Regions from separate parts of the Mus musculus genome. Here region 2 is linked to region 1. A link is a loop called in an ENCODE intact Hi-C map of the cell type or tissue named here. Cell type or tissue: gastrocnemius. All regions are shown on one strand. Links, peaks and the distances in the headings refer to the core of each region. The heading gives the core; the rest is flanking DNA.

Region 1 (9,598 bases), core at 2,614-6,613:
AGAAATTAGATTCTCCAGAATGTACACAAAAGGCCAGGCATGGAGGCCTGCGTCTGTAATGAAAACACTGGGGATGAAGGTATTTCCCTAGAGTTCACTGGCCTGTAAGTCTAGTTTGATTGGTAAGTTCCAGGCTGAGTAAGAGACATAAACATGGACACATACAGCACATATACACACAAAACCAACCAACCAAACAAACAAACAAAAAGCACCAAACCCCAACATTGCTGTCTGAGATCTGGGTGGTTTGAGTGGGGTTAAGGTAGGGCCTTGATAATCCTATTGAGCAGCAGCTGGTGGTGAGACTTTATGATCTAATGGTAGGGTGTTTATGAGTTTACACACTGGAATTGATGATAGAGTTATGTATCAAGGCAGCATGATATACAAGGAGAGCTATACCATTGGCTATTGAGCAAAGAAGATTGATTGTCAGGTTCAAGATGAAATCTTTGGTTCTAATACCCTATGTATAGAGATTGTGGGCGCAAGAGCTGCACCACTTCTGTGCCACTTTAAGCAAGTCAATATGTAGTTCCAGTCCTCTCACCCATAAAATAAAGGCCTTGGTTAAATGCAGCCAGGGTGCCTGTATGGTGGTAGCATTCTGCTGTTTTTCTAGAATGTTGATTCAATGGCCCAGCGTATGGGCTATCTATCACCAGAATGGTTTCCTGCCTTGTAGCCTCGTTGCCACCCTTCCCCCACCACAAATAATCAAATTAGTGGGCATTTATCCAGAGCTTGCCTTATCACCAGAGAGTCTATGCAGAAGAACTCACTTGGGAGGGAGAATGGGGAGATGCTTATCTTTATCATCTGTGAAGCACAGAACTAAGAGGAAGGGCTGTGAGACCTTGATAATCACCTTGGACCCTGTATGAGCCATGAAGAATGTATACACAGATCTGGTACAGTAGCTGTGCAAAGCAAGATGCAGAGTTTATTGCACTACAGCTAGATGGCCTTGGGATTGAATGCTGGTGAAGATGCCTCTGCCTCTGACCTAGTCTCAATTCTAACCTCCCCTCCCTGCAAGGATGCAGCCATATTCCCTCCTGCCACTGAGCGACCGTGAGACTTGCCTGCCATTTCCTGGCTACTTCTCCTTCCTCACATTCCCCTCAGTGGGTTTCTGTTCCTTGGCAACCCCAGCTGCTTTGAGTAGAACATTAGGTCAAGAGACACTTTTCAGTAACCAATAGGGCAATACTAAAAATAGAAACGGCGCAGGAACAATAAGCTAAATCGTGCAATGTTGTGGAAAGAATGAGGGTAGTAAATTATAGTCTTAGCCCTGTCCCGAAATAGCACTATGACCTTATCCAAGGTGCTCGACACTACCAGGGTTGTCTAAAATGGGAATGGTGTAATCTCATAGGGATAGTGCCATGAAAAATGCTTTGGGAAGGCAAAAGGGCATGCTGGTGCAGGGTTCTCCTGGTTAGATATTTGGAGAGTGCTGACTTTTGGATGTTGGTTTGCAGCCAGGTGAAGTGTATTTGGGAGGCCACCTTCATTAAGTGCTCATTGCCTTCTCAGCTGAGATTCCTCTGGTCCTGTCTGCTATTGATATTTGCAGCCTGATTTTTCTCCCAGTGACTAGTACTCATTTTTAGAGTTTCTGATTGCTTAACGCCAGATCGGCTCCAAGTTTTCCAATATATATTCTGAGCTATCAGTAGAACTCTCCTGTTTTTTTACACAAGGTACTTGTGATAATAGAGGGGCTATCTCTGTGTGCTACCAGTCAGGGACCAAGCCATTAGCATTCTTTGGTTTAATTCTGTGAAGACCAACAACTGGGCTGTGCATGTAAATGACTTGGTTAGTTGCCTTTCTTTGCCTCAGTTGACACATGTGAGATCACCGTGATGCCTCCTTCTCAGTGAGTCGAGGACAGTGGGAAAACTAGGTGTCAAAATGTTCGGGATGGAAGAACGTTTTCTCTGACCAATCAATCATCTTAGTATCTGAGGAGAGGAAGCCAGAGTTAGACATGGCTGCCTTATTCAGAGATGTTACTGGGGCCCACTAACAACACAGTGAGGTAGCTCAGGAGAGATGAGGTCAATTAGAAGGGGGTTACCCATCCACGCATCAGTACAGTGTGCCTGGACTCTGTCCAATCCTTTTCTTCCTTTATGCATTTGCACTGAATGCATGTGTACTTCTCTTCCCTTGAAGTGCCGTTGTGTTTGAGTACATTAGGACATGAAAGTGATTCTCTTTCTCATCACAAATTCAGGTTTATGAGAGGATTCTTGATGGTTTCTCCTTGTGGAAGACCCAGGCCAGTGTTCTTTGCAGTCCAGCTTGCTGTGGTGGGGAAAGGAAGATTATGTAGTTCTGTACTAGAATTCTCCTAGGCCTTTAGCAGCTTTCTGCATCTCTTCAGATCCCAGACATTTGAGTTTCCTTTAGAAGGAGAAGACTTTATTTCTCTCAGGGAAGTAGGAATGGTAACTGTAGTAATGTTTTTGATAGAGATTGACTGACAGGCAGTTGGAGTTCATAATGTCAGGTTGGGTGGGGCAGTGAGTTCTAGAAGTACTTTTTGGTTTTGTTTTTATTTTTATCATTTTGGACAGGTGTCACAAACAAAAAATGAGGAGATGCAAGAGGGCTGGCAAATTCATTCTCTTCTTTGGATCCACTGAGAGTCATAGTAACTCACCGAGGGCACTAGTGTCTGTATTAGCTGCACAAAGGCAATATGGTTCACGTTTGTTTCATCCGATCCTCATCTGTGAAGGAAATGGCAGAAAGTTCAGCTCGTGGAAACTAGAAAGATTACCATGCCATTGGTCAGACTACTACTTGCTTTCCTTGGACAGACTTTGGTTGTTTTCCAAATATAGTGAGTTGACAATGCCCCATGGGATTAGCTTTGTTGTGTGTTGTATAATGTGACTAACGAGTTGGTTGCTTGGTTCACTTAGTAAGTCTTTTCTAATTGCATATTTAAAAAATACTTTTGTGACATTTAATTAAGTGAGAGAGAGAGAGTGTGTGTGTGAGTGTGTGTGTGCAAGTGTGTTGTACACTTGTGTGCATGCACAGAGGCCAGAGGATAACCTTCAGGGGTCAATTTTTCCACCTTGTGACCTCAGGGGATTGTACTCAAGTCACCAGGCTCGGTGGCAGGCATCTTTACCTTCTGAGACATCTCACCAACCCTCATTCCATATTTTTTAGACTACTGTTTACATCTTTTGTATAATCTAGATGTTGCTATTATAAGAGATGTGCCAGATATTATTCTAATACTGTCTATTGGAACATGGAGCAAGGTTCCAGGCATCTTCTCTCCACAGAGTCACATAGGAGTCACTCAGTTCCCTCAACAAATGAAGCTCGCCAGAGCTTGGTGTGCAGGGCTTTTATTAGGGTTCAAATAATCTCTCTGTGAGCTGAGTTTTATTAAGTACTCAGATGCCAGAACCTCCTCCCTAGTCAAAGAAGCATTTACTGTAAAAAATCATGCCACTAGCATAACTGGTCCTGGTAAATTTGTGTAGTCCAAGGTTCCACAGTTATAAAAATAGATATTCACTATAAGTAACATGAAACTAAAACTCCATGCATATAGAAACACAATGAATAGAAGAATAGAATAGAATAGAATGGAATGGAATAGAATAGAATAGAAGCCTCTCCTGCATTCTCTGGTGTTGACCAACTCTGTCCTTCTGAGCTGATTTTTTCTTTCATTCTCTTGTATCTTGTAATCTGTCACTGGAAGCTAGTCCTTGAGTATGTTGACCCTCTTGTGAGTCTGAATTTTTCTTTCCCCTTAAGGAATGTTGATTTCCTTCTGGTGATCAGTTAATTTGCTTATTGATCAGTTTGATTGTTTTCAGGTTTATTTTTAAACTTTGAGATTAGATCTAGCATAGTCTTGTTATATGCCTAGTTTAACCTTCTATTTCTCTTATTGTCTCTTTCTTCTTCTCTCTCTGTCTGTCTCTGTTTGTGGTTGTGTGTATACGTGCGTGCTCAGGTAGATATGTGTGCAGACACATGTAGACAATTCGGTTTTGTCCTCTGGCTCTCTCATCCTATCTTGTTTTTTTTTTTTTTTTTTTTTTTTTTTGAGACAAGATCTCTCAGTGGTCTGGAGCTTGTCAAGGAGGACAGGCTGTCTGGGCTGCAAGCCCAGGCAGCTGCATGTCTGCTTCCTAGTAGAGGGATTACAGTATGTGTCACCACACCAGGCTTCTAGGGACGGAACTCTTGGGTCCTTATGCTTACAAGCTGAGCCCTGCCGTACTTTTCTCATTTTTGGAGTCTTCCTGACTATTTCAGCTTTGATGAGGTCTCTCTTCTGTGGCAGGTTGTAAGCTGAACATCTCTCACCCCTCTGAGAACTCTGAGAGGACCTCCTTCTTTGGTTAGCTGTTCTACCTCTAATAGGTGTTCTTTCCCCAGCCCTAGAAAGCCCACCTGCTTGCTATCTAGCTTAAGATTTCAGGGGATCTCTGTGAAGCTTTCCAGATCTTTTTATTGTTACACTAGAGAGAAACCATGATTATCTCTACATTGCTTCCCTAAAACACAAAGTAGGCATAGAATTTCTATGTGCCAAGTGAACACAGTCTGGGTTTTGAGTTGGATTTCTGTATTCCATTTGGAACACACTAAATTTAAGTAAAAATTATGTGGATATGTTAATAACTACTTTATAATTGGTTTTAGGGGGTCAAAGATCTATATTTAAATTAAGGAAGGGGAATAGGTATAGCTCAGTGGTAGAGTGCTTGCCTAAGAGTGTATGAAATCCTGGGTTTCCTCTTCAGCACTAGATAAATACATATATAATTAAGAGAAAGTGTTTGCTGTTAAGGGAAGTGACACTATACTCCATATCAATAGTTATTTAATTTGCTAAACTATTTGAAACATGGCAGCCGTGGGCTGGGAAGATGAGTAAGTGCTTGTTAAGTGGACATGAGGGCCTGAGTTTGGATATCCAGTACCCACTGAAAAGCTAGGCTGGGTGGCTATAATCTCCTTGCTGGCAAGGTGGATACAGAAAGATTCCTGGGACTTTCTGGTCAGCCAGCCTAGCTGAGTTAGTGTGTTCCTGGTTTAGTGAGATGCCTTGTCTCAAAGAACCAGGTAGACTGTGAAAAGGACGACGTCGCCCCAGTGTTGCCCTCTGGCCTCCACATCTACCTGTACGTGTGCACATGTCCATAAACGCAGAGCACATATACACATAAAACAATACACACAAATACAAAATATGATTGCAAGTTTATGTGCTTATGAAGAAGTTCAAAGATTGACTTTTTAAAGTGAAAAGCAGCAATCGGTTTCCCCTTCTCGATTCTGATTAGTAGGTTACAATTTCAGTAAGGTTTGCTTTTGAGAAAAATGAAATACGTTTATGGATATCATCACTGTAATACTCAGGAAAGGCAACTGTACTTACTGAGTTAAAGGTCAGATGGTTAAAGCAACTTTAAAATTTGCCTTGAAAGGACAGAGCCTCCTCAATATTAGCTGTGCTTCCTTTAAGCTTCCTCAAAGGCCTATCCTGAACAAGGCTCAGCCTTGCTTTCTCCTCTTTGCAAAGATGCTATATCAAAGACACACTAATTTAAGCCCTGCTACTGTCCAGATGTAGCAGCTGCGAAGAACCAGGTTCAGAAGGTCACCATTTGGAACTGCTTAAGCCAGGACAAACTTCCTGCTGTGATTGCATGTCTGCCGGAGAAACTGGTAGTTCTTTGGGGCCAGGCCTGTTCCATTACACCAGATGGAGCCGCAGTGTGGCTGGTCAGAGAGAAGCCAGAGTGTGAGCTTGTCTAAGGAGTAAGGCAATACCCAAAATAGCTGCTTCTCTTGACAATAGCCATGCCCTTGCAACCAGAACTGTTTGTGTTGGAAGAGAGAAATCTTAAGGCTTACATTGTCTGCTATGGTAGCAGGTGGCTACTGAGTCCTTGAAATATAGCTAGCCATAATTATATTTATAAGAGTAAAATCTACAGCAGATTTCTTAGGTTTATATTTTTAAAATGTGAAGTATCTTGTTAATTTGTCATATTTTCATTCTTTTGACAACTTCACACACACACTATAGCTATCTATCTATCTATCTATCTATATGTAAAATGTGCCTTGATTATACAAGTAGTATTTGGGGCATGTTGGGTTAAATATATTAATAACAATGATTTTTACCCACATTTTGTTTTTGCTTTTTAACGTACCTGCTGGGAAGTGTATACATACCTGTTCGTTTCCCTTCTGTTTTTGCTGAGCAGAGTGCCTGTGGGGGCATCCATACTAGGAATGTGACATTATTCCGAACTATACTTTGATTTTGAGAGTTGATTTTGAAATCCATCATCAAGTATGGAATTAGATCCTTTGGATTGCCAAGCTAGTTTCTCAGTAACCCATAGCGCATATGCAATAATGACAGCAAGAATGAAACTTTTTTTTTTCAGTCAGAAAAGCAATTTCTAGAAACCATGAGCTCTGCAGAGCTAAAATTTCATTCTCATTGTTTTATTTTTAAGCTCTATTTTAAGTTTCTTCCAGGACGAAAATGTTCAGTCCCTTCTGGATTCTGATGTCCTGGTAAATCTTCTTTGTGAACCTGGGGGATGTGATAGAACTGGCACAAGAGAAAATTAATTTGGTTGGGATCCATGAATGGAGCGGGGGGTAATGGGCAAGCCTTGTGGAGGCTGTGTAATCCATCACTGTACAAGGTTTGCTAGGTTGCCGAGCTGCGTGGCACCTTCTGTTTCGGGCAGCATCGTGCCAAGATTAACTCCTGTAGAACCCTGCTCTTCTGTATTAGGAGAAAGCATACGCATAATAGAATGTGACTATAGAACATGTATATTCGCAGTCAATAAAAATGCTTCTATCTGTCCTTCTGTATGTATGGTGTGTGTGTCCATTGTGTGCTCTGAAATAAAATCAAATGGGCTTTACCACAATTTTTTCTCTTTCATCCTAGGGTATTTTCCTACCCTTTATTTTCTACTAATTTGAACTCCAAACTCACTGTATCAGGGTACTGTCTTGTTGAAGGCAAGTCAATGCTGGGAGCCATTTAACTCCATTTATCAATCACATGACACTGGACTTGGTGATATATTAAGAACAAGATGCCCCCTCCTCCACCCCTCAACTTCCCACTGTTTTGCTTCTTTCTCATTGTTGAAACCCAGAATTCAAAACTGGTTTGGAGGCTCTGTGTAGAAGTGCATTCCAGAGCATGCCACTAAATGGGATATAAATAGCATTTGCCCTGACAGAGCTGGAGTTTTCTCAGCTCTAGAGACATTGAAGCCTTTGTTTTGTGGGTCACTGGCCCCTCCCCCTCAAGCCTGAGTCATAAAGCCCGAAACACTAATGAGGTTGCTGAAATGTAAAATCTAATTGGTAAGATGTATGGGAAACCATGAGCGAGTAGAACCCTAAACCTCAATTCAAGTGACTTCCCTATCTGGCCCATAGCTTGCATACGTTGTCATCTGTTGTTCCAAACCCTTCAGTTTAGTTGTTTCTTCCAGTAGGATCAAAGTAGGCCTAGACTGGGCTGGGGATGTATAGCCATATAGGTTAATAGAAGGATCCTGAATTCTCCATTTAGAAAAGGGGAAAAGTCCATGAAAGAAAGAGTATGTTGTATTTTTAAATTTTTAATATATATGTGTATATATAATCTGCATACTTGATTATACATTTAAATACAGATATAAACTTAATTATATATATGTATACATGTATAAGCTTGATTATATTTGTACACATATATAATTGTATGTGTATGTATATAAATGTATATATGTATATGTAAATATATATTATATATCATACTTATAGCTATATAACATATTTTATATAGAACATAGTATATTTATATTAAATATTTATGATATATATATTGTTTTATATATATATATATATATATATATATAAAACAAAATAGTTTTCTATTGTATTCTGAATGTACATATAATAGTTCATTTATCAAAGTATCACCTGTATCTGGCTTGGAATAACTCTGAAATAAGAATGGCTTTTATATTTAGCATTTTCCCCAGTTATCTGAAATTGAAGAATCAAGAAAAAAGAAGACATAATAAAGAAAGACCAAACATGGCTCACCAAGTCTAAACTATGTTGCTGGTCTGTGGGTTCCTAGCCTTGTATCCACAGAGCTGCTTGCTGCCTGCTATAGGGTGTACTTGCTGCTAGACTCATCAACAAACACATAATTCCCCAACATTCTTTCTTTTTCTATCTCTGGTTCCATATAGATACTGGGCAAATAACGTTTACAAAGTGATGCCTCTGCCTTCACAGTCCTGGGAGGTGGAGTGACAGTCACCAAGGGAGGTCTGTGTAGCTCAGCCTCTGCTTCCCTCTTTGCTGTGTATTATGGAATTGTGACTAATTGATTTTCCAGATTTTGAATTCATCCACTCCCTCCCCCCCACAGACCACTTGCTTGCTTTTCCTGGTGACTTCCTCATTTTCCTTTATTTTTTTCTTCCCCAAAGTCTCCTACTGCCCTAGGTAAAACCCATCTTTCCTCTCACCTGAATACCGTCAGTTGGTGTCTCTGAGGTATACTTAACATTTTTTTTTCCTGTGACTTCAAGTTTCGTGCTATGTTCAGCATGGAGCTGTCATCTAGCCTTGATTTTGTAATCATGAACCCAGGCTACCTTGACAAGTATCCCAAGCCAGGTGGCATACATAACAGATATTTATTTCCCCTGACTCTGGTGTCTAAAGTTCAAGGTCAAGGTACTGACAGACCTAGTTCCCAGTGAGAGTATGTTTCTTTTACTGTTGCCTACCTTCTGGCCGTGTCCTCACATTGCCTTTCCTGAGTGCGGGCAGATCTGTCTTCTTCTAGAGTAGGTACAGGTTCCATCTAAGCCTTCTACTCTTGACCCCATATAAACCTGATAACTCCAAAGCCTCTTTTGCCAAGGACTTTAGCTTTGTTTGGGTGTGTTTGTGTAGGAAGGCAGTCAGTATGAATTTTGGGAGCCTATAAACAGCTCATAACAGTTGTTTATGATTGTTTTATTTATTCTGTAGATATGAGTTTTGGTTTTTTGATATTCCTTTTGGCAACAGGGTCTTTCCAGATGTTTCTAGAAAGCTAGACATTTGTGCTTGCATGCACTGAACTTGAACATATAGGTTTGACCCTGGCCTTTATTTTGGATCCTTCCTGCTGTTGGAACCCATTGTAACAGTACAAGATCACAGCTGCTGCTTTCCTAAGCACTCACAGACACTGACTTGTTTTGTAGTTCAGAGTATGCCCTCTGGCCTCTGTTTTGGCTAGCAGGATAGCCAGAGCATGGCCAGAAGGCCACGGCTGACACATCCCAGACACATGCAGGCCTCAAATTGCCCTCTTTCAAAACAATTACAACAGCCATGTAAATGGCTAATGTAAGGGGCAAAAATGAGCACATTATTTATGGCTCAGCTAGAGATTTGCTACCCAAAGTCTGTCAGCCTTTGTCAGAAGACTGGTCGTGCCAGTGACTGTGGCAGCTTGGAAAAGCATTGCGGCCAATGGCTATTGGGATGAACTCGG
Region 2 (9,598 bases), core at 1,979-5,978, 74 kb before region 1:
GACTCCTCAGACACTGTATGTACGTGGTGCACTGTCAGACATACAGGAAAATATCCAGATACATTTTTAAAATAAGTTATAGTGGCATATTTTAGGATTTCTGATTCGCTTGGATGTCTGCTTGCACCCTTGTGGTGTCAGTAACACATTGTTCTTACTTATTCCCCACTTTGTCATTGATGACCAGACCTTGGAGTTGGTTCTCATTTAGTTTTTGTAGACTTGAATTTTTCATGTTCTTCTTTCAAAAAAGATGAGTCACAACTCCTCTTAAAATGCCATAATATTACTATCCTACCCCTCAGTGGATGTTGTTGTCTTAGATACTCTCACAACATTAAATTATGTCCCTTCCTAGTTCTAAAGAGGCAATGGCCATGTCCCGGAGTGTATGGACTTACATATGTTTCTCTGATCTTCCCCCTCATGCCTACCTAGTGCCCTTACTTTGTAAACAGTTGATGAGTTAGCTGGAGGTGGGAGCACATCTTCACTCTGTCATAGGCCTTGACTCAGCTTCGGGACTGAGAGTCTTACAAAAGCAGAGACTAAATGCTATCCAGCTTTGTGGCTGAAACACCCAATGTCGTGCCCCGTTCACTACTATGGCACGGTCAGTGTATACCTTGGAACCTTGAGGACCTTGATTATCCAGCCAGGCAATGTCTTTGTGAGATGCAGTAAGAAATTCATGTGATGAGCCTATGTAAAGCATTATATAAGTACAGGTAATATTAATGATGATAAGTATAAGTTCTAATTACTGCTTTGTACATCCGATAGGTCCTCCATTTACATGTATGGTGCTATTGACTCAGTACATGTTTTCTAAGCACTATCAGCTTCCAGATTTTAACTCATTGATGAAGACTATTTAGCTTACTCACCAAGTGAACAGCAGTTTGTAATGTGGGCTAGTGGTATGTCACTCTGTAGAAAATTGTCCACTTAAAGGCAAAGAGAATTTATATACTGAGGCACCAAGCTCTATTGTGAGTCAAGTAAACACTTCCAATGAAAAGGAAAAGTTTTTTCTTCATCTGTCTGGAAAGTCCGAAGACTCCTGACCTCAGACCTGGTTGGAGCAAGGAGTGGAAATGTCTTAGTTCTCTGCTTCTCTATTCTTCTATCTCTTCTGCTTGCTTCTACTTCCCTCTCCCCCATCTTTTTGCTTAGCTACCCTGGGTAACTATAGGTCAGTACATCTAGATTTTTTCCTTCTCTTCCATCCCAGGCTTCCAAAATCAGAACTATTTGAGGAGAAAATTTCTAAGGAAAAAGTGGTGTTAGGGTCCGATGTCAATTCCTAAAGGAATCACTGTATTAAAAGATGATGTTATATGGGGCAGAGCCACCGGTAAACTGCTTAGGGTCCAGGAAATCACCTCACATCCATGCATATGTAAACCCTAATTCAACTCAACGAGCTTATAAAACAAAACAAAACAAGCAAACAAAGAATACCAACAACAAACCCCCATAGACTCAAAAGTAGAAGGGGGGCTGTGTTGGGAAGAAGATGGGTTCCAGGGGGAGAGGGAGGGGCTAAGAGAGAGAAAAGGGGGTTTATTCTAATCAAAATATATTACATATACATAGGAAATGTCAACAAGTCCGCAATTATTTTAAAAGATAGGATTCTATAATGGTCAGGACAAAGTCACATACCCACTCCCACAGGGTGGCAGATGGCACTGTAACAGATGATCCTTCGAAGGTTTTCTGAACAGAGAGCAGAGTGAGCACAAAGAAAAGATACAAGAGGGGGAAACAGCAGCTGGATGTGCAGTCTTAAGACAACTCCAGCTCAGGGCTACACCCAGAGAGCTCTCTGGAAACTGCTTCAGTGAAGTCTTGAATGTTCTCACTTTTACTTTCGCTTTAAGAATGATCCTTTAGGTCTGGGATATCACTCTTTAGCTTAGGCTGGCCCTAGACTCCCAATGTAACCAAGATGACTTTGAACTTCTAACCATCCTGAATCTACCTGTCCCAGGTGCTGTGATTATGGGATTGATTATGCCACCATACTAGTTTATGCAGTGTTGAAGACTGAATCAAGGGCCTCATACACCATAGACAAAGGCTCTACCAACTAAATCACATCCCAGGCCTCATTATTGTTCTAAACCTCAATTCTGGTACAAGTCTTTGACAGCCAGCCTTCCAAGGGCCAACAGACCATGTTTAGGCACAGTGTCTTTCTATTTGTGTGTTCTAAGAAGAACGTACATAGCTTTGTTCAGGAAAAAAAAAACAAAAACAAAAAAACCAACCAACCAACCAACCAACCAACCAACCAACCAAACACAACTCCTAATGGGTCAAGAGATTCAGACAATGAAAAGGCTCAGCGTTTCTCAGTCGGGGTGATATTGGGCCAGAACGCTTGCTGTTAGGCACAGTGTTTAGCATCTGTGGTTCACACCTCATCAAATTCTGGACTTGCTCCAAGCCCATCAGTTTCTGCTCCCACTTTCCAGCACTGACTATGGAGGACCTGGATGAAGTTCAGAGTCTAAACACACATGCTGCTCTCTCGGTTTACTTCCCTTCTTCTATACTGTTACCTCTGAATATTGTTTCTAGCAGTTAATATATCCATGAACATCTTGAAGCTTTTCAGGGTGATTTCAGATATCCTGCCATGCTATTGCTATAGGAAAGGACCCCCGAAGTATTTTAAGAACAATATTCAGCTACAAAATGTTGGTTATTGCTACCTCAACGATGTATACATTTTCCAGTTCTCACTCACCACTCCTATTCATGATCTTTCTGATATAAAATTAAAAAAGAAAAAGCTATACTGTGAGGCAAGATATAGGAGTGGGTAACTCCAAGGAGATGCCCAACCATCAGTGTAGACCTTTTAGGATCATCATTTAGTTTATCAACTCCTGAAAGTGAAAAATACACAGAAGAGATGCAAGCTTGCCAAGAATGCCTCCAAGATACACAAAAGAAAGCCAAAATTAATCATCACTGAGCAGCTTTTAAAAAATTCTATGTATGTATTATGTGTACCTGCACCTGCATTCAGCTGTCAGGAGACAGATTGCAGTAGTTAATAGTTCCATTCTTCAGTCATGTGTGTCCTGAGGACCAATTGCAGGTTGTCATGTTTGCAAATAAGTAAATTTACCGACTGAGCCATTTTGCCTGCCCCTAGTGTATACAAATTGCAAGTAATTCTTTCCTTACTTTTGACCTTGCAACACCATCTCAAATAGGTTTCCTAATCTCTTCTTTCATAGATGAGGAAATTAAGGCTTCTAGGAATCCAATGGACATGTCTAAGATTACACAGGATTTCTTAGAAGAACTAGGAATTTCTGCCATCTTAAAATGCCACCCTTAACTCCAATGTCTCAAAGCACTCGTTGATGTTTTATACAACATGAAGAGTCCTGCTGGAACTAACCAGAAGACAGGTCTGAACATACAAATGAGCTAAAGTGCGGTCATTTAATACATCACCTAGCCGAGTACCTTGAAGCTGCACCGGCTTGCAATGTTAGGACAATCTCATCTGAACTCCCAGCCAACTGAGAAATTGAAAGCAGACGGTGGTGGTGGTGGTGAAGCTGTTTGGTAACTTGATGTCTTTTAAAATTAACTGAATCCTTCAAGTGCTGCTTTAGATTAGAGGTGACTAATTGGATAAAAGGAAAGGAGCCTTTCAACTGATGAAGAGTATTGTGGGAGCTTATACTGAGTTCCAGAAAAAGAACGCACAAGAACAACTCCTCCAATAATGCTTTCATTATAAAAGTGAAGTTTCCAACACTCTGTTTCAATAGAGGACAAAATGATGTGTCGCTGCAGTCCAGAAGAGCTCGGGGGCTAATAGAAAGTCCTTTTATTTTAAAAATGGGTTTTAACTCTGACCGAAACTTTCTAGTTTCAAAACCCCTTAGTGTTTTATTTTTTAAATGAACGCTCGGCGTGTCCTCGCAGATGTCTAAACCAGGAGGGACAGTAGAAGCCCAGGCTGAGTTGTTCTTATTAATATTAAACAGCCAGGTCTGTATCCTTGAAGCAAACCGGAGAGACACGGAGAGGAGCTGCTGACATTGACAAGGAATCCAAACAGGACTTGCACTATCCGTGTACACCACGTTGTCTCTCCCCGGTTTGACCTTCTGGGAGTTGTAGTTTTTGCGGAAGCTGATATCCTGGAGAGCTGGTGTGCTCTGCCCAGGCGGAACCACAAATCCCAGGGCGCACCGGGCTCAGCCCCTCCCGCTCTGGTGTGAGAGTAAACTCACCGCGCCGGGGCGGGCGGCCGGCTAGCGGGCTGAGTGGGGCACTGCGCGGGGCGCGCGGCTTGGGGTACCCGAGGCCCCCCATCTTTCTCAGGTGCCCGGGTTCTGGTCCAAGTCCCAAGCAGTGGAAGGCGGGCAAGAGGGAGTCATGCAGTCCGAATCGGGAATCGTGGCGGATTTCGAAGTCGGGGAGGAGTTTCACGAAGAACCCAAAACCTATTACGAACTCAAAAGTCAACCTCTGAAGAGCAGGTGAGTGGTGACAGCTGGAGGGAGGCGCGGCAGGAGGCCCATGGGCCCCGCGCCTGCTACCCTGGGAGGAGAACAGTCAGTCTGGATAGCTCTAGGACAAGGACCCCGTGCCCTTGCCTTGGGGTACAGGGCGACCTGGCCCCTGGCATTTAGGGTCCCGCTTACAGACGACTTGCTTGCATCCCAGGGTATCTGACAGTGGCATTTTGGGGACACCGCGAGTCTCTTGGGATGGCTCATCCAGACGTGGGGACCCTCGGCTGCAGATGCCAGCTGCTGAGCTAGATGGGGGCTGGGGCGGTACCCGGCGCGAGGTGGGGTAGGAGGAGCACCGGACAGGGACTGTGATCTGGTGCTACCAAGAGCAATTTTTCTGAAGCTCCCTAGCAGGCTGAGGGGCTCAGGAGAGGGGGATCTGATGCTCCAGGGCAGCGATGAACTGGCCTGGAGGTCTTCCCTTGTAGACCAGCCCCTCTGGGAGATACTACTCAGAGAGGCCTCTAGGTGAAGTTCACCTGAGCTTCACCTTTCACCTGCCACAGGACAGCACCGAGGAGGTGTGTGTGTGTGTGTGGGGGGGGGGGGTGAATAAAAGGAGGGGAGGAGGTTGTGGGTGGGCGTGTCTCTCAAGCTGGGCAAGCTGTCTGGAATAGAAGTCTTTACAAATGCAAGAAGGAAGGAAGGAAGGAAGGAAGGAAGGAAGGAAGGAAGGAAGGAAAGAGAGAAAGAAAGAAAGAAAGAAAGAAAGAAAGAAAGAAAGAAAGAAAGAAACAAACAAACAAACTACCTTAGAGGTCTGTGGTGGTTGGGAATGCTCTCTTGGCACCTACACACATTTAATTCTCCAGGCGCTTCAAGAACTTTGGGCCTAGAGTGAAGATGTTCTCTAGTCTGGTGCCTCCCAACTCTTCAGTACCTCTGCAGTATCCTAATCCCTCACGCCACCCTCCATTGCTACTTGCCTGGCAGAATCGGTTATCACTCTCTTTGGTCCCTCTGGACCCTTGAAGTGCTTCTTATTTGTCATGTTTACAGAGAGGGGGATAGTCACTGGAATCTGTGACTTTATTTCCACCCTTTCAGTTGTGCGATGAAGTAAGGCTAACATCATCACCTGGTGCATCAATTGTCTAGGGTCTAGATGAGTGAGGTTCCCCTGGTAGAGGGGCAGAGGGACTCACTTTCAGGGGCCAGGAAGGCAGAATTGAGGGGTGGAATCTTTGGTTTGGGAGACAAAAAGGCTGGGTCTTATAAAGTGGAGACAGGTTGCTTTCCTTCAGGGCTGGGACAGGACCTTGAATCCAGTCATGGGAACAAACTCTGGGAGGAGCAGAAGCCCTGGCTCCCTGGCTAAGGCAGGCTTTTTGCACATGCTTGTGGCAGAGTGGAAGGAAATGTGTTAGGCATCAAGATGCATAAACTCAGCCTTTCACTAGTGGCTTCTTTTCATAATGGCTATTTGTGTGTGAATGTAGATAAGGGTGTATTGGGTGCTCTGAGAGTGATACTGTGTAAAGCGCATTGTTGGTTATGCTCATTAGAGCTTTATCTGCATGTGGCTGAAGGGACCAGTGTTTTACTGAGCAGTCAGTCCCTGCTTTTGCTTCTATAAGCAAATGCTTACAAGGCCAGAATGAGGGGGGCAGGGGGAGTGTGTGCGTGTGTGTGTGTGTGTGTGTGTGTGTGTGTGTGTCTGAAAGAAATTAATTAACTGGGCTCTTCATTTTGATGGTGGCTGATACATTAAATGAGTTTGAGGGAGTGAAGAAGGTACCTCTGGGGAAAACCAATGAGTGCCCTGACACTCATGGGGAAGGATTTGGTTCTATTCTTTTACCCAGTCAGCAAGAATGGCACGCAAGAGCACATGTCCTCTGTAGCTAGCTAGCTAGCACAGGAAAGGAAAAATGTGGGACTGTGGGCATAAACGGCTTCACATGTTGGTACGAGCAGCAGGTGCCAGGTAGCATGGAGTAGATATGCGTTCTTTGAAATAAACCCGTTAAATAAAATTTGTGACTAAGTTTCTGGAGTACGTTGACATCTTTTCTGACTGTTTTTGACAGTTGTCCTAATGGTATTATCATTGACATCGGTGTGTGACTTTAAATGTGGCTCAGGGCCTTCTCGTTGACTGTAGTTTGAAGACTTTGCTGGGGCATCCCTAACGTCCTGGTTAGGAAAAAGTTGTAATGAAAATTTGCAGATTCTCGTAACAAGGACACCTATCCATTCTATTGTCTCCATCAGCAGTTCTTAATCTGTGGGTCGAGACCCCTCGGGGGCCGTTCAACAACCCTTTCACAGGGGTTGCATGTCAGATATCCTGCATAATCAGATATTTATATTTATGACTCATGACAGTAGCAAAATTACACTTATGAAATAGCAACAAAAATAATTTTATGGTCGGGGGTCACAGGAACATGAAGAACTATATTAAATGGTTGCAGCATTAGGAAGGGTGAGGACCACTTGTCAAGATTGTTTCAGAATTCACCCATTTCTTGCCTATCTCTCTGCTGTAACTTTGACCAAGTCATTGTCAGTTTTTGCCTGAATTATTGCAGCAATCTCTTAACGCTCTCAGCCTTGGCCAGTTTTAGTAATTTTAAATTTAGTGCCACAGTATTCTTATTAAACTGATTTTTTTTTTTTTAAGGCTGAGATCTGACTGAGTCAGTAACATGCTTGCCACACAAGTGTGAAGGCCTGAGTACTTTTCCAGGAGCCCACATGAAGGCAGGCAGGCGTGGGGCTTGGTGGTTGTAATCCCAGCACTGGGGAGGAGGAGATGCGCTTGCTGGCAAGCCAATCTATCTGAATTGAAAAGTAAGAGATAAAAGATGAGAAACTGTATCAAACAACCAAGTGGTGAGTGACTGAGGGAGACACCTGAAGTCGGCCTCTAGTCTTCGCATGCATGCACAGACACACACCCACACACCCCTGTACACAGTGTACCGGTGCATACATCTGAATGTGTATACACACATACGTATGCACAAACCACAAATTAGAGAACAAACCCCTATGGAGAACCTCAGTCATCACTGTGGGAAGTTGTGAGTAGCCTTTAGCAGGTAGAGTGCAGGGATGTGCTAGCTTCGCTACACTACCCAGGGCAGCTTCCACAGCCAAGAATCCTCTGGGCCCTGAGCTAAAACTCAAGTTAGATCATGCTGTCTTCTCTAGTTGAAGCCCTCCACAGCTCTTTTTTTCCCCAGTCCTTCAAATGGCACAATGCAGCATATGTGTCAGGCTGCCCTTCAGCTCTGACCTTATCTCTTGCTGCTTATCATTCTAAGCAGAGCCCAGGCTTCTACCTTTGGATATTCATTCATTATACCTGCCTCTGCTTGGGCCATTCTTTGCCCAGACAGCCACAGCTGTAGTACAACCTACCCAACCAACTACTAATCTTCCTTTTAATGTGCCCTTAATTCTCATCATATGGATAGTGTGGCCTTCTGTTCATAATTACTCTCCCTCTAAACGCTCAGTCTTCCTTATCCGGCTGTGTTTCTTTCATAGTGTTAATGTTATAATTTACAGTGTAATTTGAATATATATGTGTGGGAACATATATATATATATATATATATATATATATATATATATATATATGTGTGTGTGTGTGTGTGTGTGTGTGTGTGTATATATATGTGTATATATATATATATATATATACACACACACATATATACATACACACACCTCACACACATAGGTGTACACACACACACACACACACACACACACATATATATATGTATATATAGATATATATATATATCAAACTTCAGGGCTCCAAGGTGGTAAGGATTTCTCTCTGTGTCTTGTTAACTGTGAAGTCCCCAGAGCCTAGAACACTCAGTCACAAGGCTTGTAATGTTTCGAGATAGACGATTCTTTAAAGGACTGTCCAATGCATAGGATAGTGTCTGGTAGGACATATTTGTTGGACACACACGGCGCTCTCCTTCAGTAAGTTACAAAGGTATCGTGGTTGCTTTTTGTTTTTGTAGTCACTATTGTGTTCCTTTTCAAGTAGATTCCCAGCAGGCTTTCTTCGAGGATGAGTTTCCATATTCTTTGTGGCTCAACCCAGATAGTCACAAATATGTTGCTGAACTTAGATTCTGTGAGCCTCATCTTGGTAAGACTGACCCGTAAAAGTGTCATAGGAAAAGACCCTGTAGAACAGGCCCTCGTGATGAATGGTGTTTTCATGGGAATGAATTCTCCCCAGTGGGTCACAGGAGAAACAATCACAGTGCACCCAGGTTTACACACTAGCAAGTCACTCCAGGGATATGCAGAGCTGTTCTTGAGCTCTGGGGGACACATAGGCAGTAGGTCTTTTGGACACAGTGCTGTGGCTTATGGCTCTGATGGTTTTGCTCTGCAGAAGCCTAAGGCTTGGTAGATGCTGATGCTCTTTTCCTAGGCAGTCTGAGGAACCGGTTTCATTGGGCCCTGGTTTCCTCCTACAAATTTTATTGCTGTTTCAGACAGTATTAAATTTCCTTCAGATTAGAAATGGGAATGTGAGCGAGTGCTAAGTTAATCATGGCAAGATGGGATGCTACAGCCGTGCCAAGTATGGCTTCAAAGAGAGATGTGTGGAGTTTGCAGAGAAAGATAGACTGTTCTGTCCTACACACATCACAAGCACACTGGCTTTTGTGGAGATTTCCCCTTCAGTTTTTACACTAAAAAGGCCCTTTTATTTGTTAAAATAATAATCCATGCTTAGCAAGACAAAACTGTCAAGACAATCTCAATCTCTCCCTCTCCCCTCTCCTCTTACTCTCTCTTCTCTCTCCCCCATTCCTCCCTCCCTCCCTCTCTGTACTGGCTAGTTTTGTGTCAACTTGACACAGCTGGGGTTATCACAGAGAAAGGAGCTTCAGTTGAGGAAATGCCTCCATGAGATCCAACTCTAAGGCATTTTCTCAATTAGTGATCAAGGGGGAAAGGCCCCTTGTGGGTGGGACGATCTCTGGGCTGGTAGTCTTGGTTCTATAAGAGCAGGCTGAGCAAGCCAGGGGAGGCAAGCCAGTAAAGAACATCCC

Evidence for each region. Peaks named below come from ENCODE experiments on the same cell type or tissue, not always from the same donor. Only the 100,000 strongest peaks of a DNase experiment are listed, where the experiment ranks them.
Region 2: it touches region 1 in a loop (2.6-fold over the local background); 1 of 42 quality-filtered maps calls a loop at or near these places.

The regions. Positions count from the first base shown.
Region 1 is chr6:97,876,418-97,886,015 of GRCm38, forward strand. All of the region lies in intron 1 of Mitf (melanogenesis associated transcription factor), which reads left to right. Among named protein-coding and RNA genes, the nearest start is that of Mitf, 74 kb to the left of the region's middle. In gastrocnemius, for the core only: no CTCF peak of the experiment used is centred there; DNase peaks (open chromatin) are centred at 4,169 and 5,760; H3K27ac peaks cover 2,903 bases.
Region 2 is chr6:97,802,768-97,812,365 of GRCm38, forward strand. Mitf (melanogenesis associated transcription factor) reads left to right here and starts at 4,291. Exons shown (of 10, transcript NM_001113198.1): 1 at 4,291-4,520. The coding sequence starts at 4,417. In gastrocnemius, for the core only: a CTCF peak has its summit at 4,310; DNase peaks (open chromatin) are centred at 2,412, 4,222 and 4,770; H3K4me3 peaks cover 2,761 bases; H3K27ac peaks cover 2,391 bases.